7 separate regions of the Homo sapiens genome follow, and all the other regions are linked to region 3. A link is a loop called in an ENCODE intact Hi-C map of the cell type or tissue named here. Cell type or tissue: endothelial cell of umbilical vein. All regions are shown on one strand.

Evidence for each region. Hi-C counts contacts between places; a loop is a spot of excess contacts. Peaks named below come from ENCODE experiments on the same cell type or tissue, not always from the same donor. Only the 100,000 strongest peaks of a DNase experiment are listed, where the experiment ranks them.
Region 1: a loop joins it to region 3, with 15 times the contacts of the local background. A loop is called at or near these places in 38 of 110 quality-filtered maps.
Region 2: a loop joins it to region 3, with 4 times the contacts of the local background. A loop is called at or near these places in 6 of 110 quality-filtered maps.
Region 4: it touches region 3 in a loop (10-fold over the local background); 25 of 110 quality-filtered maps call a loop at or near these places.
Region 5: a loop joins it to region 3, with 2.5 times the contacts of the local background. A loop is called at or near these places in 4 of 110 quality-filtered maps.
Region 6: it touches region 3 in a loop (12-fold over the local background); 46 of 110 quality-filtered maps call a loop at or near these places.
Region 7: it touches region 3 in a loop (2.2-fold over the local background); 2 of 110 quality-filtered maps call a loop at or near these places.

Annotation. Positions count from the first base shown.
Region 1 is chr18:23,376,928-23,380,927 of GRCh38, forward strand. SLC35D4 (solute carrier family 35 member D4) reads right to left here. Exons shown (of 15, transcript NM_032933.6): 6 at 719-744. Among named protein-coding and RNA genes, the nearest start is that of SLC35D4, 59 kb to the right of the region's middle. RefSeq lists enhancers at 1-19, 1,227-1,356. In endothelial cell of umbilical vein, a CTCF peak has its summit at 2,097 (motif pointing left); DNase peaks (open chromatin) are centred at 944, 2,064, 3,284 and 3,394; H3K27ac peaks cover 3,677 bases.
Region 2 is chr18:23,504,157-23,508,156 of GRCh38, forward strand. RMC1 (regulator of MON1-CCZ1) reads left to right here. Exons shown (of 20, transcript NM_013326.5): 2 at 215-291; 3 at 2,814-2,898; 4 at 3,829-3,885. It also overlaps a transcript of NPC1 not described here. Among named protein-coding and RNA genes, the nearest start is that of RMC1, 2.6 kb to the left of the region's middle. RefSeq lists enhancers at 1-66, 1,312-1,815. In endothelial cell of umbilical vein, a CTCF peak has its summit at 1,544; a DNase peak (open chromatin) is centred at 1,535; H3K4me3 peaks cover 486 bases.
Region 3 is chr18:23,029,968-23,033,967 of GRCh38, forward strand. No RefSeq gene overlaps it. Among named protein-coding and RNA genes, the nearest start is that of RBBP8-AS1, 98 kb to the left of the region's middle. In endothelial cell of umbilical vein, a CTCF peak has its summit at 1,698 (motif pointing right); DNase peaks (open chromatin) are centred at 1,704 and 2,414; H3K27ac peaks cover 240 bases.
Region 4 is chr18:23,132,996-23,136,995 of GRCh38, forward strand. CABLES1 (Cdk5 and Abl enzyme substrate 1) reads left to right here and starts at 2,490. Exons shown (of 10, transcript NM_001100619.3): 1 at 2,490-3,612. The coding sequence starts at 2,768. RefSeq lists silencers at 1,289-1,378, 1,389-1,498, 2,259-2,338, 2,459-2,668, 2,799-3,008 and 3 more and an enhancer at 1,689-1,838. In endothelial cell of umbilical vein, no CTCF peak of the experiment used is centred here; DNase peaks (open chromatin) are centred at 1,113, 1,601 and 2,406; H3K4me3 peaks cover 2,453 bases; H3K27ac peaks cover 2,227 bases.
Region 5 is chr18:23,235,783-23,239,782 of GRCh38, forward strand. CABLES1 (Cdk5 and Abl enzyme substrate 1) reads left to right here. Exons shown (of 10, transcript NM_001100619.3): 6 at 113-269; 7 at 1,360-1,463. It also overlaps a transcript of SLC35D4 not described here. Among named protein-coding and RNA genes, the nearest start is that of CABLES1, 100 kb to the left of the region's middle. RefSeq lists enhancers at 1,791-1,980, 1,991-2,110. In endothelial cell of umbilical vein, a CTCF peak has its summit at 2,059; DNase peaks (open chromatin) are centred at 2,029, 2,569 and 3,009; H3K27ac peaks cover 1,773 bases.
Region 6 is chr18:23,410,380-23,414,379 of GRCh38, forward strand. All of the region lies in intron 3 of SLC35D4 (solute carrier family 35 member D4), which reads right to left. Among named protein-coding and RNA genes, the nearest start is that of SLC35D4, 26 kb to the right of the region's middle. In endothelial cell of umbilical vein, CTCF peaks have their summits at 1,624 (motif pointing left) and 1,835; a DNase peak (open chromatin) is centred at 1,582.
Region 7 is chr18:23,190,084-23,194,083 of GRCh38, forward strand. The region is part of intron 2 of CABLES1 (Cdk5 and Abl enzyme substrate 1); the gene reads left to right. Among named protein-coding and RNA genes, the nearest start is that of CABLES1, 57 kb to the left of the region's middle. In endothelial cell of umbilical vein, no CTCF peak of the experiment used is centred here; a DNase peak (open chromatin) is centred at 2,448; H3K27ac peaks cover 1,450 bases.

The sequences.
Region 1 (4,000 bases), 350 kb after region 3:
TTTCAAGGTGCAACCTGTAATAAAGGAATAAAAGGAGGGTGGGGGATTGGATGAAAGCCCAGAAATATCTGCAGTAGAAATCCTAAATCCATCTATCAAAGCACCTCTGTTGGTTTTCTGTCTCCAGGACTGAGCTGCTTGGCCTGCAGAGGAAGCGGGAAGCAGTCAGATGCAAGGCACCCAGGTTAGAATTCAAATGCTGCAGGCACCGGGGTCTGCATGACAGGACGGCCCAGTTTACGCTGTAGCTGAGGAAACTGAGGCAAAGAGGACGAGGAAAGCTGCCCACAATCACCCTGCTATGGCCCAGGACTGCAGTTCAGATCCCAGGACTTCCAGGCTGGTGCTTTTTCCACCACGGAAAATATTAAAGACTAAATAAACTACAAACATTACTTTTAAATTTTTAAGTCATTTCCATGTTTTTCATTTTCATTCTCCATCAGTATTACACAACTGTTAGTAAAGTTTTGGGCATCAATGACTGAAATCTAGCACAGGTTGGTTCTGGTGTTTTCTCTTTTGGAATAAAATATTTCAGAAAGAAAAGAAAAACACAAGAAATTTTAGACTAAGACACAAATTAGGGATATATGAATGTTTATAATAAATTCTTCTGCCACCTCTTAGAGTATGAATCTTGAACAGTTTATCATTCAAGTTAAAAATAGGTTAAATCTTATATTATGGCTTTTTGGGGGGAGGGCAGTAAACTTACCTACAGATCTTTGCAGGAGATGTTTTCTGCATAAAAGTAAAGAAACATACAATTAGACTTTTAAAACTTTTTAAATTCCTCTTAAAAGGAAACATTTTGATCAAGAGGCAAATAAATTATGAGTAGATTTATCAAGAGCTTAACAGCTTGCTGCACTTTAGTATTTATTGAGGCTTTTTCTGCTTGGGCCAAATGAAGGATGACTCAGAATTCCAGAGTTGAGTCACTTCAGCAAAGTACTTTCACCATTAGAATGATGTTTACTCGTGAAAGATAAAATGACGCTGGGGCTGTGTCTTCAAAAATCTTACATGCTAAGAAGAGGAGAGAGAAAGAAATAGATGTAACCTGTATTTTAAAAAGCAATTAAGCTCTTGTTCTATCTATCCATTTATCTATCTATCTAGTATCACTCTGTTGCCCTGGCTGGAGTGCAATGACATGGTCACTGCAGCCTCAAACTCCTGGGCTCAAGCAATCCTCCCACCTCAGCCTCCTGAGTAGCTAGGACTACAGGCATGAGCCACCATGTATGGCTACTCTTTCTTTCTTTCTTTTTTTTTTTTTCATTTTTGTAGCAGCAGGATCTCACTATGTTGCTCAGTGGTATTGAATTCCTGGCCTCAAGCGATTCTCCTGCCTCAGCCTCCTAAAGCACTGGGATTACAGGCGTGAGCCACTGCACCCAACCTCAACTTCTATTTTAGTTCTGTCTCTTTAAATATTCCATTCACTAATCCAGCTGACTCAGAGCAGTCCTATAAACTATCTGGTGTGATATGAAAATTAAAAAACAGAAAAAAGGAGAAGGGACATTTTACTCCATCCCGAGAGACAAGGGAAAAAAAGGCAGACTGGAGGAATATAAACTTGGCATTTAAATTACCTGTAATGAAGACATTCTGATTTGGACTCACCCTTATAATTCCTTTTGATGAGTCAGTTTAATGAAATCAGACTTTTGTACTGAGAACTCATTTGTACATGTTAGCAGAGAGTAACATGTTAGCAGAGGGTGACACAGATTTTTCTTCTATATTTGATAGAGGAAATGAACAGGTACAATTAAACTTTTGATTAATTCTAAACATTTCAGAAGGATTATTCTGCTAGCTGGGAACAAACTACAATTTTTGATGCTAGTTCAGGCAGTGTGAAGTATGAACATATTGTTTAGACGTGAAGCGCTGACAAGAGAAACATGTGGCTTACTACAAAGGCTACCTTAAGTTTTCATGTGTGCCTAAATAATAAAGTTTCCCCTGTTTTAATGAACAGATTCTATTTTTGCAACTTTAGACTCTAATCTTGATCTTTGTCCAACCCTGCCTCTGCAGAGCACAGGACGCGAGGCCAACCGTGCTGTACTGCCATCTGCTGGGAAGTTAGCCCTCAAGAGCTGAAAGGAGGAGGGCAAAGGTGATCTGGCTCACACCTGCGTAACTGCCCCCGGTATGATAAATGTGTTACTCAAAAATTCTTTTTTTTTTTTTTTTGAGCCAGAGTCTTGCTCTGTTGCCCAGGATGGAGTGCGGTGGCGTGATCTTGGCTCACTGCAACCTCTGCCTCCTGGGTTCAAGCGATTCTCCTGTCTCAGCCTCCCAAGTAGCTGGGATTACAGGTGTGTGCCACCATGCCCAGCTAATTTTTGTATTTTTAGTAGAGATGGGGTTTCACCATGTTGGCCAGGCTGGTCTTGAACTCATGGCCTCAAGTGATCTGCCTGCCTTTGCCCCCCAAAGTGTTGGGATTACTGGCTTGAACCACCATGCCCAGCAGTTACTCAAAATAGAGCTAAATGTAACCAAAACCTCAACAGCCTAGTGTAAGAGCAGAAATTGAGAGGAGGGACTAAAGGGATGCTCTTCCACTTCTGTGAATAGCATGTTCACCCAGTAACTTCCAGGGCTAATGTTTCAGGCCAAAAGAAAAGGCCCCTTCCATGGAGGGGAGTAAAAGAGCACACAGATCCTGGGATACAGAGAGTAAAAACAGGCAATATGTTCATTACTTAGCTCCATCTCCCAGGGCTCTGGATATGACTGAGTTCATGGCAGTCATTTTCCTTTTCAGGATACTCAGTCCAAAATAACCTAGCAACAAGTCCTACTGAGGTCTCAGGGTTCTAAATGGGTTATTATAACTCCTCAAAAGTCATGCTGCCAAAGGGCTAGGGGTGGTGGCTCATGCCTGTAATCCCAGCACTTGGGGAGGCCGAGGAGGGCAGATCACTTGAGGTCAGGTGTTCAAGACCAGCCTGGACAACATGGCGAAACCCCGTCTCTACTAAAAATATCAAAAATTAGCCAGGTGTGGTGGCGCACACCTGTAATCTCAGCTACTCGGGAGGCTGAGGCAGGAGAATCGCTTAGAACCGGGAGGCGGAGATTGCAGTGAACTGAGATCACGCCACCGCACTCCAGCCTGGGCGACAGGGTGAGGCGGTCTCAAAAACAAAACAAAAAAAAGAAGTCATGCTGCCAAAATTAACAATAAATAGCTGACATTCCTCTGGGTTAGCTAACTGAACTGTGAGGGCTACTCACACTGCCAGGTGCTGTTCTAAGGGCTCTGCATGTACTGAATCCTTTAATCATGGGGTAATTAACAGTCATTGGTTCTATGTTAGAGAGGAGAGCACTTGAGGCACTGAGGAATGAGGGAAGCTGCCCATCACCTGCCTGCCAGTCCTGCGGTGTCACCCCTGCTGGCACCCTTAGCCACCACTTGATGCTCCCTCTGCCTGCCTGACAAGGAGAGCCCTTTCTCCTTATCAAACTGGAAAGTCCCTTCCCATCCTGCCTGACTCAGCTCAAATCTATCCACCAGGGAAGCTTTCCTTGCTCCTCCCATGCCGAATTACTGGAGCTCACCCGCTGGCCCACCCATACCCTGTGCCAGCCCGAGTGTACAGGCCAGCCCCTCCATCCAACTCTGCGTTAAGGCTAAGAAATGCGTCTCCTACGTCTCTGCAGCTTTAGGCCTAGCAACATGTTTGACATTTCATAGGTACTTGATAAATCCTGAACAAATGAATAAACAAACAGGAGTATTCTAATATTAAACTATAATAAATAATTCTGCAAGGTAGTTAGATTAATTCCTCGAGCCACGTATTGCCTTACAGTCAAACTGTGTGTGTGTGTGTGTATGTGTGCATGAGTGTGTGTGTGTGTGCATGAATACACAAAGGCCTTGTTGTGGATGGTGAAAATGAACTCTACAGCTCCAGATAGTTTATTTTCATAATCTGAGAATGAAGTCACAAGGAGGTCAACTTTT
Region 2 (4,000 bases), 470 kb after region 3:
ACCCGACCCGGTGTCACGGTGGCATCCTTTTCGCTCTCTGCTCTTGGTTTTTAAAATTCACCTGAGCAGCCAAACATCTGTACCTTGATATGTGCCGTGTTACTTTAGTTGAACCCAGGGTGGTGTATAACAGAAATAATCGCTTGCGGGTTGGCTTCTGAGTTTAGATCCTTTCAGAGTTCAGGCTGTTAACCTTGCTGCTTTTCCCTCTCAGGTTTTTGCTGTTCGATCTGGTGGAGCTACTGGCGTGGTAGTTAAAGGCCCAGATGATAGGAATCCCATCTCATTTAGGTAATGGTATAGACACTTTCAGATCATTTTGTCATGTAAACAGAATGATGTTTTTCTAATTCAAATGGTTTTTTATAATTTTGTCATTTGGTCTGCCCTAAGAGGCCTGAAGTCTGTGTGCGCACATGGAATTCCTGTCTGTAGGGAGGGTCTTCGTGGCACTTACTAGCACCTCTTGTCAGAGTGGAATATCTGGAGCAGTTGATTTGGGAGCCAAATACTTCAAAAGTGGGGCAGCCACTTCCTAGCACTGGAAATTAACAAGTCAGCGTGATGATGTGCCCATTTCTGGTTTGTTCACAGAGGAGGGCGTTCATTTCTTTAGCCCAGGTCTTTCCAGAGTGGCAGGTGGAGGAGATTCATTGTTTCTCATGTAATAATACAAGAAAATCATGGCTTCCACTATACTTAAGGTGACTGCATAGTCCCAGTTCGCACTGTTGAACAGGTTTAATGATCAACAGCAGGGCCTTTCACTTTCAGAAGTGTCTCGATTTGGATGATAAGCTATCTGGCCACTGTAACACTGGTGCTTACAGAAGGTGAAAGTATAATGTAGGCCCTCAATTCAGTAGTGACTTAAAAAATTTTACTGTTGGTCTGTGTTAATGAGAAACTGTCCTTTTTTGAGAGGGAGCCTCCCTCTGTTCCCCAGGGTGGAGTGCAGTGGTGCGATCTTGGCTGACTGCAACCTCCGCCTCCCAGGTTCAAGTGATTCTCCTGCTTCAGCTTCCCAAGTAGCTGGGATTAGAGGCGCCCACCACCACGCCCGGCTAATTTTTTTTGTATTTTTAGTAGAGATGGGGTTTCACCGTGTTGGCCAGGCTGGTTTCGAACTCCTGACCTCAAAACGATCCGCCCGCCTCAGACTCCCACAGTGCTAGGATTACAGGCATGAGCCGCTGCACCCGGCCTGAGCAAGGTTTTAAAGTATGGATGGGGTTCGAGCATGGTGTTTTGGGGAACTCTGGGTCTGTGTAACTGAAGGTTACATAGGGTGTCTCCACAGGGAAGGGGAAATGGTGGTGGTGTGGCCACTGGCAGGGGCCAGCTTGAACCTTACATATTCTCCTATGAAATTAGAGCTTTATCTTCTTATTGAAACTTATCAGGTGGGGTGTGGGATGATCATGTCAGTGTTTGGCAAGATCATGCTGTTCACAGCACGGAGGCTGGCTTAGTTGGGAGCCTGTCAGAGTTAGGGATGCTATGGAGAGTAGCAATCAGCGAGCCATGTGTGGTGAAGAGCAGCGCTCTGGTGGTGTAGAGTGGCATTGCATAGGCAATCAAGGGATACTTAGGAAGATGGGTCTCTCGTAAGACCCGGGGGTCGGTTGGGTGTGGAAAACGAGTGAGCCCGTGATAATCTAGATTGGGGGCTCTAAGAAGTTTGTGGGTGGGGGGAAGGTACTGAATTTAACTTAAAAAGAGTTTTTAGACTGGGCGCGGTGGCTCATGCCTGTAATCCCAGCACTTTGGGAGGCCGAGGCGGGTGGATCACTTGAGATCAGGAGTTCGAGACCAGCCTGGCCAGCATGGTGAAACCCTGTCTCTACTAAAAATACAAAAATTAGCCAGGTGTGGTGGCACGTGCCTGTAATCCCAGCTACTCGGAACGCTGAGGCAGGAGAATCACGTGAACCCGAGAGGCAGAGGTTGCAGTGAGCCGAGATCATGCCACTGCACTGTAGCCTGGGCAACAGAGCAAGACTCCGTCTCAAAAAAAAAAAAAAAAAGATTTTTAAAAGCAGCTTTATTGAGGCATAGTTGACACATAATAAACTGTACACACTTAATATTATGCAATATGTGAGTTTTGACATGTATACACCCATGAAACCATCACCACAATCAAGGCAATGAACATGTTCAGACCCCGAAAAGTTTCCTTGGGCCCTTCTGTAATCCATCCCTTGAGTTTTTTTTTTTTAAATGAATTTTTAATTTAAAAAATGTATGTATTGGAATAGAGACGGGGTCTCACTGTGTTGCTGAGGCTGGTCTCGAATTCCTGTGATCCTCCTGCTTCATCCTCTCACAGTGCTGGGATTACAGGTGTAGGCCGCTGTGCCCAGCTGAGTTCACTTTTTAACATCTGTCTGAGGCGGTCATGAGACACTGTAGTGGAGCCATCTGGGTTGCATAATGAATGTGCTGTGAGATGCACAAGTAGATAGTTCTTTCCAGAAGCTTTGCTGTGAGAGAGAAACAGCAGTTACGGAGAAGGCTCCTGAGCGGGTCTATAGTTATTTATGTTGGAACAATTCTCAGGTGATATGTGTGTGTGATCTGAATTCTTCAATCACTTGTTACCCATAATACTGTAAGTTTCCCAGCAAGTTCTTTCCAGTTGGATTTGGTAGTTTGAAAAGAGGTCCTACTGATGGCTTCCGAAACATAATTTTAATTTTAGACTAGAATTTGCTGCCTCCTGAATATAGATTGTGTCTTTTGCCTTTTCAATAAATGGTAGTAGCTAGAATTCGGTTATTTAACTACTAACACAATCTTTCTTCTTAAAGAATGGATGACAAAGGAGAAGTGAAGTGCATTAAGTTTTCCTTAGAAAATAAGATATTGGCTGTTCAGAGGACCTCAAAGACTGTGGTAAGACTTATCTTTAAAATACAGCATTAAAGGGCATTAGAAATACATTTGGAAGAGAAGGAATCGCAAATTTTCAGTGTTAAAGGAAACTTTTATTATCTTACTGTTGTGAAAGGTATAGTTATGTTGCATTGTATTAGAGCCTTCAAAAACGAAAAAGACATTTGAGTGGGTTAAAAAAATGACCTTAGTTTGATTTTTAAATTAAATTAAAAATTTTTTTTTGAGCCAGTCTTCCTTTGTTGCCCAGGCTGGAGTGCAGTGATGTGATCTCGGCTCACTGCAGCCTCGATCTCTCAGGCTCAAGTGATTCTCTCGCCTCAGTCTCCCTTAAAAATTGTTAAAAAATAATTTGGAACTTCATGTGTCTTTTGTATTGCTTGATAGCAGCATAGAATATGTGAGGTATTTTTGGCTACTTTGTGAATTAGCCTTTTCATCTCTCATTTCTGAGTGCTAGATCTGATAGGAGCAGATATTCCAAGTTGAAGCAGCCTACAGGCACTTTAGCCCGTGTAAATGTTCACCATTGCCGTTTGTAGAGTAGAGGGAAGGCTGTTAGAAACAGGCAGAATCCTCTGTTAGTTTCTTCCATCAGTTTTAAGTGTTAAAGTCTTGGGGAAGCCTCTTAGTGCAGCAACACATTTCTCTGACATCAGCTGCTTGAGGAATGAATTTTTGAAAGGAGTTACTAAACTGTAACTGAATATTTGTATTAACTTAAAAAAAATTGAATCGTAAGCCTGCTGCTGTTGAGACAGATGATCCGAATTGGTCTTTTTATCTTTCCTGTGTTTTGGTTGTCTTCAGTTATTTTCTGGTCACTTTTTAAGTTAATATTTATTTTTCTTGTCTTGTAGTATGCCAACGTAGGTTGGCAGTATGCTGCCTAATCCAAATTTGTGTGTGTCTGTGTGTTTTTCCTTTCAGGATTTTTGTAATTTTATCCCTGATAATTCCCAGCTGGAATACACACAGGAGTGCAAGGTATGACCCCAGGCCCTTTCTCAGCTGCTGGTGTCAGTGGTGTTGAGCTGGGTTATGTAGTGGAGAGCGGGGCATTGGGGTCGCAGGGAGCACAGACTTGAAGTCAGACTGTCCC
Region 3 (4,000 bases):
CACTCCAGGCTGGATGACAGAGTGAGACCCTGTCTCAATAAATAACAAAATAGGCCGGGCGCGGTGGCTCACGCCTGTAATCCCAGCACTTTGGGAGGCCAAGGCGGGCGGATCACGAGGTCAGGAAATCGAGACCATCCTGGCTCGATTTAGGAGAGACGGTGAAACCCCGTCTCTACTAAATGTGCAAAAAATTGGCCGGGCGCGGTAGCGGGCGCCTGTAATCCCAGAGACTCGGGAGGCTGAGACAGGAGAATGGCGTGAACCCAGGAGGCGGAGCTTGCAGTGAGCTGAGATAGCGCCACTGCAGTCCAGCCTGGGCGACAGAGCGAGACTCCATCTCAAAAAAATAATAATATAATAATAATAATAAACTGCAACTAGCATGTATTTTTAAATGTATGTAGGGCATTAGACGCTCTGAAAGAAATAACTTTGAAAGAGGGCAAAGATTTCTCCCAAGATTGTCTTTCTTTAAATTTTTTGTGTTTTTTTTTTTTTATAGAGATGAGTTTTCACTATGTTGCCCAGGCTGGTCTTGAACTCCTGAGCTCAAGTGATTCTCCTGCCCCGGCCTCCCAAAGTGCTACGATTACAGATATGAGCCACTGAGCCTAGCTCCAAGATGGTCTTTCATTTGTAATTCAGTTACATAAAAAGACTAATGTTACATAAACCAAATAACACTAGTTCATTTATTTAACAAACATTTATTCAGCACTTTACCAGGCATGATACTAAGTACAGTGTCAGAATTAGACAAAATTTGACAAATATTCTCTAAAAGAGCAAGCTTTTAAAGAAACACCTAAGAATCTTACTTTGTCATCTTTGTCATCTCATAACATCCATGAGTTTAATTTTGAAAAATGCCACTGCAGAAATAAGCATTTGAACTGTATCTCAAATTTTACTATCCAACTGTGTATTTTCAGCATATCTAGCAGTTTAAGTGACACCTCAGTCTTTCTCTTTGCCGAGTTGAACTGTTAGAATAGTCCTTAGAAAGCCGAAGTGTTGACTGGACACAGTGGCTTACGGCTGTAATCCCAGCACTTTGGGAAGCTGAGGCTGGAGGTTCACTTGAGCCCAGGAGTTCAAGACTAGCCTGGGCAACATGGCAAGACCTCGTCTCATAAAAAAATAATAATAGGCCGGGCGCAGTGGCTCACACCTATGATCCCAGCACTTTGGGAGGCCAAGGCGGGCGAATCACCTGAGGTCGGGAGTTCGAGACCAGCCAGACCAACATGGAGAAACCTCATCTCTACTAAAAATACAAAATTAGCCAGGTGTGGTGGCACATGCCTGTCATCCCAGCTACTCGGGAGGCTGAGGCAGGAGAATCACTTGAATCTGGGAGGCGGAGGTTGCAGTGAGCTGAGATCATGCCATTGCACTCCAGCCTGGGTGGGCAACAAGAGCAAAACTCCATCTCAAAATAGTAATAATAATAACTAGGTGTGGTGGTGTGTGCCTGTAGTCCCAGCTACTCAGGAAGCTAAGGCGGGAGGATCACTTGAGCCTGGGAAGTCGAGGCTGCAGTGAGCCGAGGTTGTGTCACTGCACTCCAGTCTGGGTGACAGAGCAAGATCCTGTCTCACAGAAGAGGAAAAGAAAAGAGAAGAGAGACAAAAGAAAACTTAAGTGTCCTTACACTTGAATTCTTTGGCATGCACTTAAGCAAAGAATGAAACAGTTTTCTGCTATCACACCAGCAGAGGCCAGAAGAGAGCTATTTTTATTTTATTTTATTTTATTTTATTTTATTTTATTTTATTTATTTACTTTTTTTTTGAGACAGAGTCTCACTTTTATCGCCCAGGCTGGAATGCACTGGCGCGATCTTGGCTCACTGCAACCTCCTCCTCCCAGGTTCAAGCGATTCTCCTGCCTCAGCCTCCTGAGTAGCTGGGATTACAGGCATACGCCAACATGCCTGGCTAATTTTTTTTGTATTTTTAGTAGAGACGGGGTTTCACCATGTTGGCGAGGCTGGTCTTCAACTCCTGTCCTCAGATGATCCACTGTCTCGGCCTCCCAAAGTGCTGGGATTACAGGCGTGAGCCACTGTGCCCGGCCGAGCGCTATTTTTGGAGAAATAATTAGTTGGAAACTAGGGGCTGAGCAATCAAAAGAGAATTTCTAGGATATACAGGATATGAATTGGATACCTTTGGCACAGTAATGATAGCTCATCAGGCCAAAAAGAGCTTTCAACATAGCTATTGTTGAAATATACAAAGGGCAGAGGCAAGAATTCATGGTCTTGAGAGGAAAAAAAGTCAACATTGTGTACCTATATATTGGGCATTTAGGAATACAAAGAAATGTATGAGATCATATTACCCAGGGGGAGAACAGGCAGCCATAAAAAGATGCCTAAGAGGTCAAAGAGGCTTAGGCTGTGCCGAAGAAATCTTAAGGCCAATTAGAACCCAAACTATGCCTTAGGATGAGTTAACCTAGAGAAGCAAAGAGGAGACAATGCAATCTAAGTTGGGAAACCAACTAATTGGAATGTGGAAATGCTAAAATACTGAGTCAGAAGGGGCTTTAGAGATCATCTGATTCAAGCCTCTCACTTTGTAATGAAGAAACAGGAGCCCAAAGAGTCAGTGATTGCCAAGGTCCCAAAGGGCTAGAACCAGAATGTATGGCATCTGGGACCTCAGTTTGATGTTCTTTCCCCTTTGTAGGTATATGTATTAGAACTAGGGAGTAGAGCTAGTATGTGGTTTAAGTAAGCAAGGCAGTAAACTTGGGTCTTGACTGCAAAATTAAGACTTTAGACTTGAGTCTGTAGTACTGTGGTTTTTCAGACCATTAGTAGCAGATCCCTTTCTTCAAATTAAATCTTATACAGAACTTCAGTAAACAATGATACTTTAATAACATGAATTTATTTCAAGCATTCAATTTTATCACCTTTACTTATAAGTCCACCTAGTCAAATGTTTTCTGCACCTCAGGCCAATTATGTCTGAGGGTAAGTTCCAGGCATCAGTAATTTTGGGGGAGACAGACTGTCACCCAGGCTAGAGAGCAGTGGCACGATCACAGCTCACTGCAGCCTCAGCCTCCTGAGTAGCTGGGACTACCGGCGTGCCACCATGCCTGTTTTGTATTGTTTGACTTTGTAGAGTTGAGGTCTCGCCATGTTGCTCAGGCTGGTCTCAAACTCCTGGGCTCAAGCGATCTGCCTGCCTTTGAGCCACCACACCCGGCCCATCAATATTTCTTTTAAAGCTCCCTGTGTGATTCTGGTGTGCAGCCAAGTTTGAGAACACTGCCCTAAGTCATTGTTACAGGCTAGTACAGTGGCATTCAAACTTTGGTGTACAATAGAATCACCTGGAAGGCTTGTTAAACCACAGATTGCCAAGCTCCACCCCAAAGTTTCTGATTTTGTCTGAGCATTTATATTTTTAACAAGTTCACAAATCAGTATAAGGCAAATTAAGAAATATTGCTATGACAACAAGGAAAAGTAGTAAAATGTTAAACTTCAAGACAGTAGAAAACATTTTGAGCTGTGTAGTAATGCATTAATTTAGATGGCATCATCAGGCCCGCAATATATATAAAATGGATTTGGTGACGGCGTGGTCAGGCATAGAGTCAGGTGTGCAAGAAAAGCATTTAGTAACCTATTATAATATTCCAAATATGAGGAGCACCTGGGGCTAAGACATGGCAGTGCAATGGAAAATAAAAAATTTAGTAACCACTTAATGATTGTTACATGCCAGAACTAGCAGCTGAGAGTAGAAAGATGAATATGACAATTCTCCTCAGTGAGCCTATAACCAACTCAGTTGTCACAACGAACATTGCAAAATTAGAATCATTAAACTAGGTCTCCTACTAGAAATGGGGAGGGACCCTTGTTCTACATGTCATTTATAATTGTAACACTTTTTAAAAGAGAAATTATCAGTAATTCTACAGTGAACTTTCTTTTTACATATTTAAGAATCCAGGGACAATTATGTAGTAG
Region 4 (4,000 bases), 100 kb after region 3:
CACCCAAGGCCAGGTATGACAGCTCATACGTGTAATCCCAGTGCTTTGGGAGGCCACCATGGGAGGACTGCTTGAGGCTGGAAGTTCCAGACCGGCCCGGGCAACATAGTGAGACTTCATCTCTACAAAAAAATTTTTTCTTTTTCTTTTCTTTTTTTTTTTTTTTTTTGAGATGGTGTCTTGCTCTGTCACCCAGGCTGGAGTGCAGTGGCACGATCTCGGCTCACTGCAACCTCCGCCTCCTGGGTTCAAGCCGTTCTCCTGCCCTCCTGCCTCAGCCTCCCCAGTAGCTGGGATTACAGGCACGTACCACCATGCCCAGCTAATTTTTGTATTTTTAGTAGAGACAGGGTTTCACCATGTTGGCCAGGCTGGTCTCGAACTCCTGACCTCGTGATCTGCCTGCCTCGGCCTCCTAAAGTGCTGGGATTACAGGCTTTAGCCACCGTGCCAGGCCAAATTTTTTTAAAAAAATTAGCCAGGTGTGGTGGGTGCCGGTAGTCCCAGCTATTCGCGAGGCTGAGGCAGAGAGAATCGCTTGAGCTCAGGAGTCTGCAGTGAGCTATGATCACACCAGTGCACTCCAGCCTGGGTGACAGGCTAAAAGAATATATATACATATCTCTCTATAAAATATATGAAAATACAAAACAGAAATCAAAATTTAAGTTTTACGTTATTTCCACAGAAGATATTGTTAGTGATACCCCCTTTTTTTTTGCTCCTCTTTGCTTATCTTATGTTCTGAAATTAACATTTATCATTTTTGAATGATGGAAAATATATTTTACAGGAGCACCGTTGGAGTCTTTCACTTAACACTGCCTCCCAACCAGGCCAGTGGTCATGTAAATTAAGTCAATTGTCATAAAAGGGCTTGGAAGTTTCAAGGTAGTTAGCCAAAATAATTAAAATCCTGGTGAAATTTCACAGAGCTGGCCATTGAGCTTTGACTCCACTGACATGAGGCTGCTGTAAACAGACACCAGGCTCCATGTTTTCAAAAGGCCTAAAAACAGCACAAAATAAAATATAACAACGATTGTTCATGTAAAGGGCCACGTGCCATCTCTGTCCTGAGCAAATGTAACCTGAAACCCTCTCTGTCTGGCACTCCGGGTTGGCGGCACCTCTCTGGACGGTGTATTTGCTCTCCATTACTCAATTTACTTTCCTGAACTTGAAATGGAGTGGAATTTCAATGTAGAGTTACCCATTAGCTCCAGGGCTAAATTTAAACCTTTAATTAAATTAATCCGTTGATCTGAAACACATTGCTTCTCCCTCAAAAGTGCAGCAGGTTTCTTAGGTGTCACAGAGCTTAATTCAGTGTGGCAATTGTTCCTTACTGCATTTGTTAAGTTGCCCATACCGCCTGGGGAAACCCGCACACGTTTTCAGATCCCTCCAGGTGAACTCCTCCACCCTGTCCCCGCCCCCGCCCCCACCCCCAACCAAAACAAGCATTCGTTGTGGGTGGGGACTGCGACTCCTCCCAGATTCAGAGCTACTGCTCTGGGAGGGCCGTCAGGAACCCGTATTTATAGAAGACATGGTAGGTGCCAAACGTGCTTATGAGATAAACGACAGGGTAACTGTCCACATTGGTCCCAGTTTATGAGGGAGAAGAGATCATAATCTACAAAAATTTGCAAGGTGACCAGGGGAAAAGAGTGTAAGGTCATTTTAGCCCACCTGGGTCTTCACAGAAAATGGAGCACATTTCAGAGCCAAAGTAAAAAATTTGCGTTGTCCTTTGCTAAGAGAGAGATGAAAAGTGACAATACCATGGATTGGGGATGCGTGAGTTCGTTGGCCACATGTAAGATGTTCGTGCTTCTGGGCTCTTATGCATCCCAAGGCGTGCATTTATCCCGGGGGCTGCATCCTTGGCCTGGGAATGAATAGACCCAACTGCAATGGTTGTTAGCGATAGCTTTACGGTGGGACAGTCTCCATAGGGGCTGTGGACTTACCCGTGTTATTATGAAAAGGATCTATTTACTTCTCGGGGACCAACGGCCTTGCGGGGTCCAAGTAACTCGCTCGCAGTCCAAAACTCTGCAACGCTCCACATAACCGTCCTGTAGACCCACAACTCTCCCAGGAGCACAGCCCCAGGACCTAACCCACCGGGTTCTGCTCGCTCACCCAATTCCCAGTGCGAGCGCGCGGGGGAAACGTGCTCGCCTCCCGCACCTGGCTTCCGCGGCCCCGGGAGTCGCCAACTCTCCCAGCAGGCAGCTCCGACAACCCGGACAGCCGGGCCGATCCCCCGCCCCACCACCCGCTCGGCTCTCGCGTCCTCCTCTTCCTCCTCCCGTGGCCCCTTGCCTCCCGCCGTCTGCCTCTGCGGCCGCCGCCTGCGGCTTTGTTTTCCTCCCAGGTCGCATTCCCCACACGTGATTCCGTGTTATTGCAAAGAGGGCTTTGGAGCGCGAGCGCGGGGCGCGCGCACCTATAAATACGGACACCCGGCCCCGGAGCCCGCGAGCCAGCGGCCAGGCGACCGGCGGGCGGCCAGCCAGCGAGCCGAACTAGCCGAGCTAGGTAGCGAGGCGTGCGCGTGGGCCGGGGCGGCGGCGCCCCCATCCCCAGCACCGAGGGGCGAGCATGGCCCGCCCGCGGGGGGGCTGGACCGCCGCGCACGCCGCCCGATCCCCGCGCCCTACCCAGCCCGGGTCGCCGCCGCTCGCGCCCGCCGCTTAGCGCTCGGGCGCCGCTCGCTTCTCCGGGCATCGCGGAAATCCCGCCGCAGACGGACACAATGGCGGCGGCGGCGGCGGCCGCCACCACGGCCGCCTGCAGCAGCGGCAGCGCCGGCACCGACGCCGCGGGCGCCAGCGGATTGCAGCAGCCGCCGCCGCAGCCCCAGCCTCAGCCCGCGGCCGCCGCGCCGGCCCAGCCGCCGCCCGAACCCCCCCGGAAGCCGCGCATGGACCCGCGGCGCCGCCAGGCTGCCCTCTCCTTCCTCACCAACATCTCGCTGGACGGCCGGCTGCCGCCGCAGGACGCGGAGTGGGGCGGTGGCGAGGAGGGCGGCGCGGCCAAGCCGGGCGCCGGCGGCGCCTGCGGCGCGAGGACTCGGTTCAGCTTGCTCGCCGCTGCCGAGCGGGGCGGCTGCATCGCGCTCGCCGCGCCGGGCACGCCGGCTGCGGGGTTAGCCGCTGGGTCCGGCCCCTGCCTCCCACAGCCCTCGTCGCTGCCGCCCTTGATTCCTGGCGGCCATGCGACCGTGTCCGGCCCCGGGGTGGCGCGGGGGTTCGCGAGTCCCCTGGGCGCCGGCCGGGCGTCGGGGGAGCAGTGGCAGCCGCCCCGGCCGGCGCCTCTCGCCGCCTGTGCCCAACTGCAGCTGCTCGACGGGTCCGGGGCCGCCGGGCAGGAGGAGTTGGAGGAGGACGATGCCTTTATCAGCGTGCAGGTGCCGGCGGCCGCCTTTTTGGGCTCCGGGACCCCCGGGAGTGGGAGCGGCAGTCGGGGACGCCTCAACTCGTTCACTCAGGGAATCCTGCCCATCGCCTTCTCCAGGCCGACTTCGCAGAACTACTGCTCCCTGGAGCAGCCAGGCCAGGGCGGCAGCACCAGCGCCTTCGAGCAGCTGCAGAGGTCCCGGTGAGTATCCGGGATGCGACGCGCACCCAACCCTGCGTCCCGCCCGGCGCTCCCAGCCTCCCCGCGGTCTCTGGGCTACGGGACACGGGTTGCTCCCATTTTCCCGCGCCCTGCCGGATCCTGTGCTCCGGGCCCGAATCCCAAACCACGAGGGCACCCAAAAGAGGGGGCGTCCCCAGGGAGTGCGGGGTTACACGTGTTTGCACGAGCCCAGCATTCGCAGAGGAGCACCGCGCTTGTGCAGTGGGTCGGGAATTGGGAGTTGCAGGAGCCCAGTAGAAAGCGGCGTCCGAGCCTCCCCACACGAGATCACAAACTTCCTGAAACCCGGTCCAGACCCGGAGGCGCACTCTTCCCCGCGTGGGGCGAGACTCGGCCGGGCGCAGAG
Region 5 (4,000 bases), 210 kb after region 3:
CAAATAGGAGAAAGTGGACCTGAATGTGGGGTGACAACTGTAGCTTGATCAGAATGCAGAGCTAGCAATGCCTGGGAATAATCACTGGCCTGTTTTTGTCTTCACCTTTTAGACTGTTTCCTATACCCAATTTCTGTTACCCACAAATGCCTTTGGAGCCCGGAGAAATACCATAGACTCCACCTCCTCTTTCTCCCAGTTCCGTAACCTGAGCCACCGCAGCCTCTCCATAGGCCGGGCAAGCGGCACCCAGGGGAGCCTCGACACAGGTAACCTTGGCCTGGCTGGGTCTGGTAGCTCGTGGTGGGAGGGAGGTGCCTCCATTTACATGGGGATTGAGTCTCCCTGTGATGCAGACTGGAAGACAGGGGCTCGCAGGTGACATGACTTTTAGGAAAGCCTGATCTCAAGCCATGCAGGCCCGCAATGAAGCCGCAGGTGATTTCTCTCTAATCAGATGACCCAGTCGTTGACAGCCTGAGCTTCCACGTGGAGAGACGCCAAGGCCGTGCACACCATGTAGAGATGGCTGTGTCTCCCAGCTTCCCTGACCACTCAGCTCCCCCCAACAATGACCTGGTTCTGTCCTATATTTTCATGGTGCTCAATTCGGACTTTAAAAAAAAAAATCTGGGCTCTGAAGTGCAGGTTCAGGTGTGAGAGTTTCCTTTGTGCCTATCTTGGTGGGTGAGCTGAGTTGGCGGCTGAAGGAAGACTTGCATGCTTCCAGCTTTGCTGATCAAACCTTTGTAAGAACTGGCACGTGGAGAAAACACTTTAGGAAGCAGTGCCGTGTCTACTCTCAGGGAAATTCCAGGTGGATGTGAAGTTCCCTAGGTCTGCCCAAGTGCTGAGTTCTGAATCCCTGTCCTAGTGTTCCGGCCACCTCTGATCGTTCGCAGCTGTGCCTTGGTGGCCGCTCTGATTTGTATTCATACGGACACAATAGCATGCCTGGAAGTATTCGCACCAAATCGTGCTGCACAGGCGTCTCCAAATTTGATCTGCAAGTTTGAAAAAGGAACCTCTTCGGGGCCACACTCTGAGAGTGTCTTCTGCATCTTGCACGCTGTGTGAAGTTTTTTGCTCTCCTGGCCCAGGGAGATTAAGACATAATTTTCTAAAATGGAAAAAAATGTCAGGATGTTAACAATTTGGTGAACCCTTTTAAGAGGAGAATCCACTTCACTGGCACACGGAGATGTCTAATAAAAGTCAGTGAGTGCCGTGACGTTGAGCTAAGTGCCCTAAAGCCAGCCTTTCTTCATTCCAGCTATACTTGGCATTCTCCTGGCTGTCTCTGCTGGGGAGGGTCCGGAGCCGCTAATTATCATTTTGCATTTTGCATGTGATCTTCAGGTAGTGACCTGGGAGACTTTATGGACTATGACCCAAATCTCTTGGATGACCCCCAGTGGCCTTGTGGCAAACACAAACGCGTTCTGATCTTCCCTTCCTACATGGTGAGTAGCGTGGAATGGAGGCTCCGTTTGCTGCACCGTCAGTTGCCCCACCTGGGTTGGTGGCCGGCTGGGGGCTTGTTCAAAGACTGCTCTGCCTGGGGGACCTTCATGAGGAGCTCCCCGGTGTGGGTGCCCACGGAAGGACCAGTATTGCCTCCTGTCCAGAATCCTGCTGGCCACCTGGCCTGCAAACACCACTTTCAAGGCTGGGCTGCCAGTGTCCACAAAGTCACCAGCTCAGGTTGGGGGACCCTCTCCTCTGAAGGGGGATGTCCGAGCTTATACCTCCACAAACCCCCGTGGAGAGGACCAGGCCCATCCCTGGTAGCGCTGAGTTCAAGTCCAGCTCCGTTTGGAGTTCCTTGGTGGCTGCAGGCCTTCGTGTGCATGCTGAGCAAACATTTGGCCCCAGGCTGGGGATGACAGAATTCTCTCCTGGGAAAGTGAAAGTAGGACACTGTGGGTGTTACATGCAAAACCTTTCTCTGCTGTTTTTATTTCATGGACTCTTCCTGTTTTTCCCTGTGTGTAATTTTGGTTTCTGCTCTCGGCTGACCACTGTTTCCCACCACCAAGGGCTGCCATCTCCTCTGCAGACACCAGAGGGGCCTGGCGGGGCCCTGGGCGCTTTCTCTGGGCCGACTTGCCCTGACTCTTGCGGCAAGCAGAGCCCCGCCTGCTGTGGGAGGAGGGGGAGCTGCACTTTCAGAACAGTCGATTGGCCAGGCCTGCCATGCACAGCATCAGGTGGGAGACATCCACCCAGAATGCCCCCACCACCTCCCTGCGTTTTGCATGTCCTGGCCCATGAGCCGGGCCTGGCGGGGCCGGCACAGCCGAGCGCTTCCTCCTCTGGTTCCCTCCCTCCTGTGCTCCCAGCCTGAGCTGTTCTCTGGAGCCCCAGCCTTAGGAGTGAACCAGGGGGTCTTTTTTCTCCCCTCGGCTTTTGTGTCTGCAGTAGCCAGAGTGGAAACCAATCCCCCGTACTCAAAGGAAACCCAGATCTTCATTCAGAACTGAGGGTTCTCCGCTGTTTGTCAGAGAAACACCAGGCAGAACTTGGGGCCTTGCCAGTTACTTTCAGCACTTATCCTCTTGTTCTTTGGCACATAGTTCAGTGGTCATTTTCGTATGCCACACGGCGTCAGAATGCATTTAGTCATTGGAGAATTTATTCAAGTCAAAGGCATTTAGTTTGAAATTGCCGCTTCTCCTCACTCTCCCTCACTCATGCCCCAACTTCTAACACAGAAAGCAAAATCAGAGTCATGTATAATTACTTTTCTTCCACTCTATGATCTGTTTATTTAAAAAACCAGGGCATATTCATCTTTGGCAGAGGCAAGCACGTAATAAGTGTTCAATAAATGACCAGAATGATTGCCCTGATGTCAAGGAGGGAGCAACTGGTGTAAGAATAAGGATGCTTTATGTGGTTCACTGCCTTACTTATTAAAATTCACTTTATTTATTAAGCAACATGGCCAGGAAACTGGCTCAGGGAGTCCAAGTGAGGCTTTCCTAGTTGATAGACAGGAAATGGGGGATCCAGGCTAGAGCTCCTGGCTCGAGGCTGTTTTCACGTTGCCCAGCTGTCTCTGAATTCCACATTCCTCAGCAGTCAGCCCCACAACTGCCGACCTCGGGGTTGGACATGAAGATCATTCTTTGGGCCAACAGTGTAGCAGATTTCTAGGTAACCAAGAGAATAGGAAGGTACACTATTTCGATGTTGGCGGGAGCTGTCCTAACAGACACGTGCCTGGTGATAATGCCGACCTCTCCTTTTATAGGCCTAGTGTTGGGCTGGTGCTAGATCTGATCTTTTTTATCTGATCTTTTTTTTCTTTAAATGATTTCATTGTGAGCCTTGAGGTTCCAGGCCGCAGTATGTGTGTATGTGCGTGTGCACGTATACACATACAACTTTTCCTCCTTAGACTGTGCTAGAAGACTTGCCAAGTCAGCATGTATGTCCTGCCCTCCTCATTTGATGTTCCCAAGTGGATCATTTTTAATTTCACTGCATTGGCTCTGCAGTCAGTGCTTCTGGGAATAGTCCATGCTATAGAGAATGGAATTGCGCATGGACTGCATTTTCCTGGTCGGCTCCTGGAGACCTATGTTTCCTATTCTGGCCACAGATGTTGGCACTTTGATAAAATGTGGGAAATCCACGTTTCAGAATTCTCGTCTAAGTTCTTGACAGTGTGTTGTGTATTACAAAGGGCCTCAACCCCCCAGCTCCCTGGAGACTTCTTTCCTAGAAGCCGACATGGGTTACAGGCCGTTTCTCATGCATTTGCATTGAACTTGTAGGAAACAGAGTGGGGCAGTTGGGGGTGGGGGCGCTGGGGTGTTTGCTTTATTTTTGTGTGTTGGGGAACAGGTATAGAATTCGCCTGTTGAACCAAGTATTGATTGAGGCCTTATTATGAGCCAAGCTTCCTTACCCAGTAGAGAACTAACCAGCCACAACCCCTCTTCTCCTCCACCTTGGAGTGAGTGGGGATGTCAGAGAGTAAACAGTAAACAAG
Region 6 (4,000 bases), 380 kb after region 3:
AGGCAGGAGAATGGCATGAACCCGGGAGGCAGAGCTTGCAGTGAGCCGAGATCACGCTACTGCACTCCAGCCTGGGCAAAAGAGCGAGACTCTGTCTCAAAAAAAAAAAAAAGGTGCATTAAAGTTCGTAACTGGGGGCTGGGGGCTGGGCGTAGTGGCTCACGCCTGTAATCCCAGCACTTTGGGAGGCTGAGACGGGCAGATCACCTGAGGTCAGGAGTTCAAGACGAGCCTAGACAACATGGTGAAACCCCTAAAAATACAAAAAGTAGCCGGGCATCATGGCGGGCGCCTGTAGTGCCAGCTACTCGGGAGACTGAGGCACGATAATTGCTTGAACCTGAGAGGCAGAGGCTACAGTGGGCCAAGATCGCACCACTGCACTCCAGCCTGGGCGACACAAGTGAGACTCCATCTCAAAAACAAAAAGAAAAAAGTTCATAACTGGGTACCAAATCACCTTCCAGAGAGGTTGTAATGACCTGCCCTCCTTTACAGATCTAATGCTGTCTGATTCTAGGATAGCCAGAGGCCTGAACATTAGGAACAAACTAGGCACATGCAACTAATGCAACAATTCCCCACCTCTAATTCTTCAGCTGGTGCCATCTGGGCCTCCTGTGCTGGTTTATTCTTTCATTGTCCTGCTGGCCCACAAAGGAGGCAAGATGGAATTAAATCCTGAGATGGTCCTGGTGGGATCTCAGGTCTCTGTGGTGTGCGGGCCTCTAGGGAGATACTGAGCTACAGAAGAAAGAAGGAAGGAAGGAAGGAAGGAGGGAAGGAGGGAAGGAGGGAAGGAAGGAAGGAGAGAAAGAGAAGGAAGGAAAGAAAGAGAGGGGAGGGGAGGGAAGGGAAGGGGAAGGGAAGGGAAGGGCAGGGAGAGAGAAGGGAAGGGAGAGAGAAGGGAGGGGAAAGGGAAGAGGAGGGAAGGGAAAGGGAAGAGAAGGGAAGGGAAAGGGAAGAGAAGGGAGAGAAGGGAAGGGAGAGAAGAGAAGGGAGAGAGAAGGGAAGGCAGAGAGAAGGGAATGGAGAGAGAAAGAAGAAAGAAAGACAGACAGAAAAAGAAGGATAAAGAAAGAAAGAAAAAAGAAAGAAAGAGATAGAAAGAAAGAAAGAAAGAAAGAAAGAAAGAAAGAAAGAAAGAAAGAAAGAAAGAAAGAAAGAAAGAAAGGTGTGTGCTGTAGGGTCTCCCAGCAACTCCTAGCCACAAAGACTGCAGACCTTACCATGTTGAAGGACTATTTGCCAAGGGGTCTAATTTGAAAACTGTGGTAATAGATGATCTTTCTTAACTATTTATAAGCACAAATACTGCATCTTGTTTGAATCATGGGCCTGTTTTTTGTTTCCATACACACTCTGTCATCCCTAAGAACCCTGATGAACAAAGCATTTTATAAGAAGCTAACAAAAGTCTGTTGGCACGGTTTACAAAACTGTCGTTATTGAGATGAAGGCTAATTAAATTAAATTATTTGTTTTTCAAATAGAGCATGCATTATTGAGAGAACATCTACTCCCTGAAAACAATTTGCAGTTTAGCTCTTCATGGGTGCTGAAAAGGCTCCTGAAGCTGAATTTTTGAAAATTCTATGTTACACTGACACCTAGTGGACCAAAAAATAGTTTCCAAACATGAAAATAAAACAGCAAGAGGCCAGGCATGGTGGCTTACGCCTGTAATCCTAACATTTTGGGAGGCCGAGGCGGGAGGATCACTTGAGGTCAGGAGTTCGAGGTCAGCCTGGCCAACATGGTGAAATCCTGTCTCTACTAAAAATACGAAATTAGCCAGGCATGGTGGCATGCACCTGTAATCCCAGCTACTTGGGAGGCTGAGGCAGGAGGATCCCTTGAACCCAGGAGGTGGAGGTTGCAGAGCCAAGATCATGCCACTGCACTCTAGCCTGGACAACAGAGCAAGACTCTGTCTCAAAAAACAAACAAACAAAAAGAAACCAAGGTTCATGTTGACTACTGGAATTGCCTAAAATACTAATACCTTACAAATGTAAAGTCAGTATTTTCTTTAAAGTTGGAAAGGATTTCTGCATATTACATCACTAATTATAGAAGACCCCTAGATTTCTTTTTCTTTTTCTTTTTTTTTGGTCCACTACTGGTGACTATGCTTGTCAGTCTTACTGCCCCCTTTCTCCCTTCTTCTCACTTTCCTTAGACTTTTCTCTTTCATTCTTCACTCTTCCTCCTGACTCAGAGAGGATCACATTCCCTTGACGAAGTCCAGCCCTAATATTTCTTGAACCCAAGAGTCCTGTGATGACAGTTTCTCACAGAGCATAATTTAGAGATGGAGTCAAAGAACTATGGCCCATAGACCAAACCCCACCTGCTGCCTGTTTCTGAAAATAGCATTTTATCGGCACACTGTCACACCCAACCGTTTATGTATTGTCTGTTGCTATTTCTATGCTCTAACAGCAGAGCTGAGTAGCTGCAACAGAGATAGAAGAGCCCACAAGGCTAACATATTTACTCCTGGCACATCTGTTGGCCCAATTTAGAATAAGGCAGTCTGAGTCCCAACCTCTGGACCTTACTAGCTGAGATGCTCAAGGCTTCACACACTAGACAGTGCCCTGGGCTATACACAAAGGACCATGTGACCACTGGGTTTCCGTAAAGTTCTTTTTTTTTGTTTTGTTTAAAGAGATGGGGTCTCACTATGTTGCCCAGGTTGGTCTCAAACTTCTGGGCTCAAGCAATCTTCCTGCCTCAGACTCCCAGAGTGTTGGGATTACAGGCGTGAGCCACCGTGCCCAGCCTCAAGCTCCATTTCTCAAGGCACTTTCATCACTGGTTCTTCCCAGCTCTCTGATCATGCAGAATCATCACTTCTTCCCACTTCATGTTTCATTTTTTTTCTGATCCAAGATTCTCAACATGTAATCTAGTTTATGCTGAAATGGAAATCTTGTCATCTTCAGTAAGGTTCTGACAATCCCTAAAGCCCAATAAGAGCTTCAAAGAAACCAGTCTACAGCTCCCAACACCACAGTGTTTGAAAGGCCACTGCTCTCCTTCCCCACCAGGTGGTCAGGTTTTGACCCTGCCGCAGTGTTAGGGGCTGTTACCCTGTACCCTCCACTGTAAGGGCAGTTGCCTCCTCCAGCACCACCTTATCTACCTCACCCCTTCCTGGGAGGACCAAGGCTAGATGTGTCGCTGAGTGAGCCTCAGGAGATGGACTGCAGGAAAAGCACAGAACAGAGGCAATGTTAGTATTAAGAAATAGAGTTGGCCAGGCATGGTGGCTCACACCTGTAATCCCAGTACTTTGGGAGGCTGAGGTGGGTAGATCACCTGAGGTCAGGAGTTCGAGACCAGCCTGGCCAACACGGTGAAACCCTGTCTCTACTAAAAATAAAAAAATAAAAATAAAAATAAAAAATTAGCCAGGCATGGTGATGCACGCCTGTAGCCCCAGCTACTTGGGAGACTGAGGCGGGAGAAGTGCTTGAACCTGGGAGGCGGAGCTTGCAGTGAGCCAAGACCATCCCACTGCACTTCAGCCTGGGCGACAGAGGGAGGCTCCGCCTCAAAAAAAAAAATTAAAAAAAAAAAAAAAGAGGGCTGGGCGCGGTGGCTCACGCCTGTAATCCCAGCACTTTGGGAGGCCGAGGCAGGTGGATCATGAGGTCAGGAGTTCCAGACCAGCCTGGCCAAGATGGCGAAACCCCGTCTCTACTGAAAATACAAAAATTAGCCGGGCATGGTGGCAGGAGCCTGTAACCCCAGCTACCCAAGAGGCTGAGGCAGGAGAATCGCTTGAACAGGGCAGCAGAGGTTGCAGTGAGCTGAGATCAAGCCACTGCACTCCAGCCTGAGCAACAGAGTGAGACTCTGTCTCAAAAAGAAAGAAAAGAAAAAAAAGAAAAAGAAAAAGGAAAGGAGGAAGGAAGGAAGGAAGGAAGGAAGGAAGGAAGGAAGGCAGGCAGGCAGGCAGGCAGGCAGGAAGGGGAAAGAGAGAAAGAGA
Region 7 (4,000 bases), 160 kb after region 3:
CAAGTGTTACTCTGTGAGGAGCAGTTCAGTGGGAGAAGGCCATTTCCCTGCAGGAGTCATACAGAAAGCTACGCTGAAAGTCAAATGAGGGAGCTGGCCTTGGTCCACATACTCAGCGAGCATGCAGGAGAGGTGTTCGCAGGCGCACTGAGTGGCTGGCTTTGGTGTTAGAGTGAGTGACATCGCGATCTGACTGAGGTGCTCCCTCACTCCTGCCACAGGAAAATCCATGAATAACGTTGAGAAGCCCCTGGAGTTTCGAGAGGCTACTAGAAGCCATGGTCCTTGGAACAACGTGGCCACTGTGAGCCGAAGGAAACCGGGTGACTCGGGGTACCGGCTACAGAGGGCTCTCCCCTCTTCAGGAATTCCCAGGCAGGGCTGTTGAGCCTCGGGATGCAGTGTCCTTGAGTCTCGAGGTGTCGAGGAGAGGCTGGAGGAGGACGTGGGTTCTGCGTTCCTGGTTGGTGCGCTGTCACCCCTCTTCACGGAATCCACCCAGACTGGTCCTCAGCCTTGTGGTAGCACAAATGAATGCAGTAAAAATGCTTGTTGGCCTCAACTGTGACTTGTACCAGCGTTCACAGAATACTGCACTGAACCTCAAATCTTGTTATTATAAAATTCTAAGAATGTCAGAAATCAGAAGAGTTTTAGAAATCAAGTGTTTATTCCACTAAAGGACCTTTTTTTGATTTAAAAAAGTTCTCAGCCGGGTGCAGTGGCTCACACCTATCATCCTAGCACTTGGGGAGGTGGAGGCAGGAAGATTGCTTAGTCTAGGAGTTCAAGACCAGCCTGGGCAATGTAGTGAGACCCCCATGTCTACAATCAATCAGTCAACACAAAAATACATAAATAAATAAGGTTCTCATATTGGCTGGGCACGGTGGCTCACACCTGTAACCCCAGCACTTTGAGAGGTTGAGGCAGAGGGGTTGCTTGAGGTTAGGAGTTTGAGATCATCCTGGGCAATGTAGTGAGACCCCATCTCTACAAAAAAAAAAAAAAAAAAAAATTAACCAGGCACATGGATGTGCACCTGTAGTTCCAGCTACTCAGGAGGCTGAGGCGACAGGATCGCTTGAACCCAGGAGTTCAAGACTTAAATGAGCTATGCTCAACACTGCACTCTAGCCTGGAGTTTCTTAAAAAAGAAAACTTAAAAAAAAGAGAACTTAAAAAGCATAACTGTTCTCATATTTACTTAGACATTCACTTATTCCTAGGAGTTATATTAGCATGATGTAGAAGAAGAGACATTAGTTTGAGAGCCTGGGAACCTGAGTTCTTAGCCTGACTCCAACTGGGTATGTAGCATTGTAAATTGACTTAGTGTCTCTGGGGCCTCAGTTTTCCCATCTATAAAATGGGAAGACCAATTGGCTGATCGCTGAAGCCTTCTCTGGTCTGTGAAATGGTAACACCAATAATGATGCTGAAGTATTTTGGGAACTGTGGGGGTGGAAGGCTATTAGCCCAACTTGCTTTTAAGCTTAGCAGAAGAACAAATGGCTCCAAGGAATCTATTAAACCTTTTGCATAATTAAGTATATCCTGTAATCAGTGCTAACAAGAAAGAGCTAATCTTTCATTAAATTAGTTTTTAATTTAATTCTATGCTAATTTAATTTTGCATCACTTAAAATGTATGTTTTTAAATGGATGTTTACACGCTGTTGCAGGCGGCTGTGAAATTAATTCATTCTTCGCTTAACCTGCCAACCTGAGCGCCCGGTATTCCAGTTCCTTGGCAATTGTTGCCAACGCCACAATTCTCTTAAAGCATTTCTTAGATTCCCTGGTGATTTGGTTGAATGCTTAAAAAAAAAAAAAAAAAAAAAAAAAAAAAAAAAAAGGCAACACAACAAACAGCTTGCTTAATGAAGGGCTAGATTAGTAAGGTGTATGTGCAGTTAGAATTGGGTGCTGATATGGAAATAAAACATCTTGTTAAGTTACCCTGTTAAAAGTCCTACTTTCCTCTAGCACATCGTGGTTTGTTAGTGGATTTCCTGTATCTACCTGTAACTCCAAGAACTGAGCATGCGTCATGAGAGGACTTGGACTGAGAAGTTTTGCACCTGCCTAGTGGTTACCTGGTGTCCAAAAATAAGGAGTTAAGCCGTCTCTACTAGTTGTCAAGAAAAACCTCTATTTGTTTGCAGCAAACGTGGCTGCCATCGGCACCTGCCCTGGTTTTCCAGACTGGGTGGATGGATGCTGGTGGCCGCAGCTGTTAAAGTGATCACAGCCTCAGCTCCTTCCTTTGCTGGTACAGACAGCCACCTGTGGCCCTTTTGTGGCTTTCCACTTCCAGAAGAAGGCTGAGGAATCTGGGGCCCCTCTTTCTGCAGAGAGCAACTCAGGCCATCCTTCGTCTGTGCTGGCGTCAGTCCCAGCTTCCTGCAGCTGGGAGGTGGGAGGAAGGAGCCAGAGTCTGCTGAGGTGGCAGGATCTGCGAGCCGCCTGAACCCGCACACTGTCTAGCTCTTGGCCTGCTGCCCTCAGATTGACTGGCCCAGGAAGCTCTGCTCCTGGGAAAGGAAGCCAGGGAAGTGGTATAAGGATGCTTCTGAACCCTTGGCCCTATCTAGAAACCACTTTATGCTTTCAGGGATTCTCCTCTTTCCAGTGACTCCATGTTTCAAGAACCTTCTTTGCGTGTGTGTGACAGGTGGGAACTTTGAGTGGCCTGCAGATTCGAGCAGTCATTCTGGAGGAAGAAATGAGGCTGTTTGGAGTTCTGGGTCTGCTCTCAGAGAGCAAAAGGCAGAGTGAGGCCCTATCTCCTTGAACCTTAGCCAATTAAATCTGGGTTTAGTGGCCCAGGCGCAGTGGCTCACACCTATAATCCCAGCACTTTGGGAGGCTGAGGTGGGAGGATTTTGGGGCTGCAGTGAGCTATGATGGCACCACTGCATTCCAGCCTGGGCGACAGAGCAAGGCCTTGTCTTTCTTTTTAAAAAATTAAAAAATCTGGGTTTGGAGGCCTAGAGTTGGGTGGGGGAGTGTCAATCCCAACCCCACTCTAACCCCTCCTGAAAGCCACAGGAAGCATCTACTAAATGTCCTCAAACAGGGTTCTGCAAGCCTTTAAAAGAATCTTTCTTTTTTTTTTTTTTCCAGACTGTGTCTCACTCTGTCACCCAGGCTGGAGCACAGTGGCACGATCTTGGCTCATTGCAACCTCGGCCTCCCGGGTTGAAGCGATTCTCCTGCCTCAGCCTCCTGAGTAGCTGGGATTACAGGCACCTGCCACCGCGCCAGGCTGATTTTTGTATTTTTAGTAGAGACGGGGTTTCACCATATTGGCCAGGCTGGTCTGGAACTCCTGACCTCAGTTGATCCACCCTCCTCGGCCTCCCAAAGTGCTGTGATTACAGGCGTGAGCCACCACGCCCCAGCCCAGAATCTTTCTTTAGAGTCAAGAATCAGGTCACAGGCACCCATGTCCCATGGCAGGAGCTGGCTCCTGTGGCCTAGGTCAGAAAGGTTTTTCGGTAGCAAAACCCAAAATCGAAAAGTCACAGCCCCTTTTATCTAGAATAAACTGAGACTCTTGTTTGTTGAGCATTTTGCTTTTCTGTCGTTGTGATTGTGGTTTTGTAACTTAAAATTTGCCAGGTGAAAACACTACACACAAATAAGGTCTCCTTGGCCTATGGTCTATTTTGCCAGTCCTATAGTACAGGCAAATGCTATATACTCCAGCAAAATAAAAATTTTAAAAAAACTTGAATCCAAGCCATTTTAGCTCAACAAATGTTTATTTAAAATTTATCTTAAAAACAAAACAAAACAAAAACAGCAACTAGTTGGGTCTCTGATTTCTCATTCAGTGTAAAGCTGTGACCTCCCAGGCATAGCAGGTCAAGTTGAAACTTAAGACAGCTGTCCAGGTAATTCAGGCCAAAATCTTGTTGCAGAAGAAAAATGATTCAGGCTTGTTTTTGAACTGAATTTTCCGATGTTTCCCTACCCCCTTTAAATGTACAGT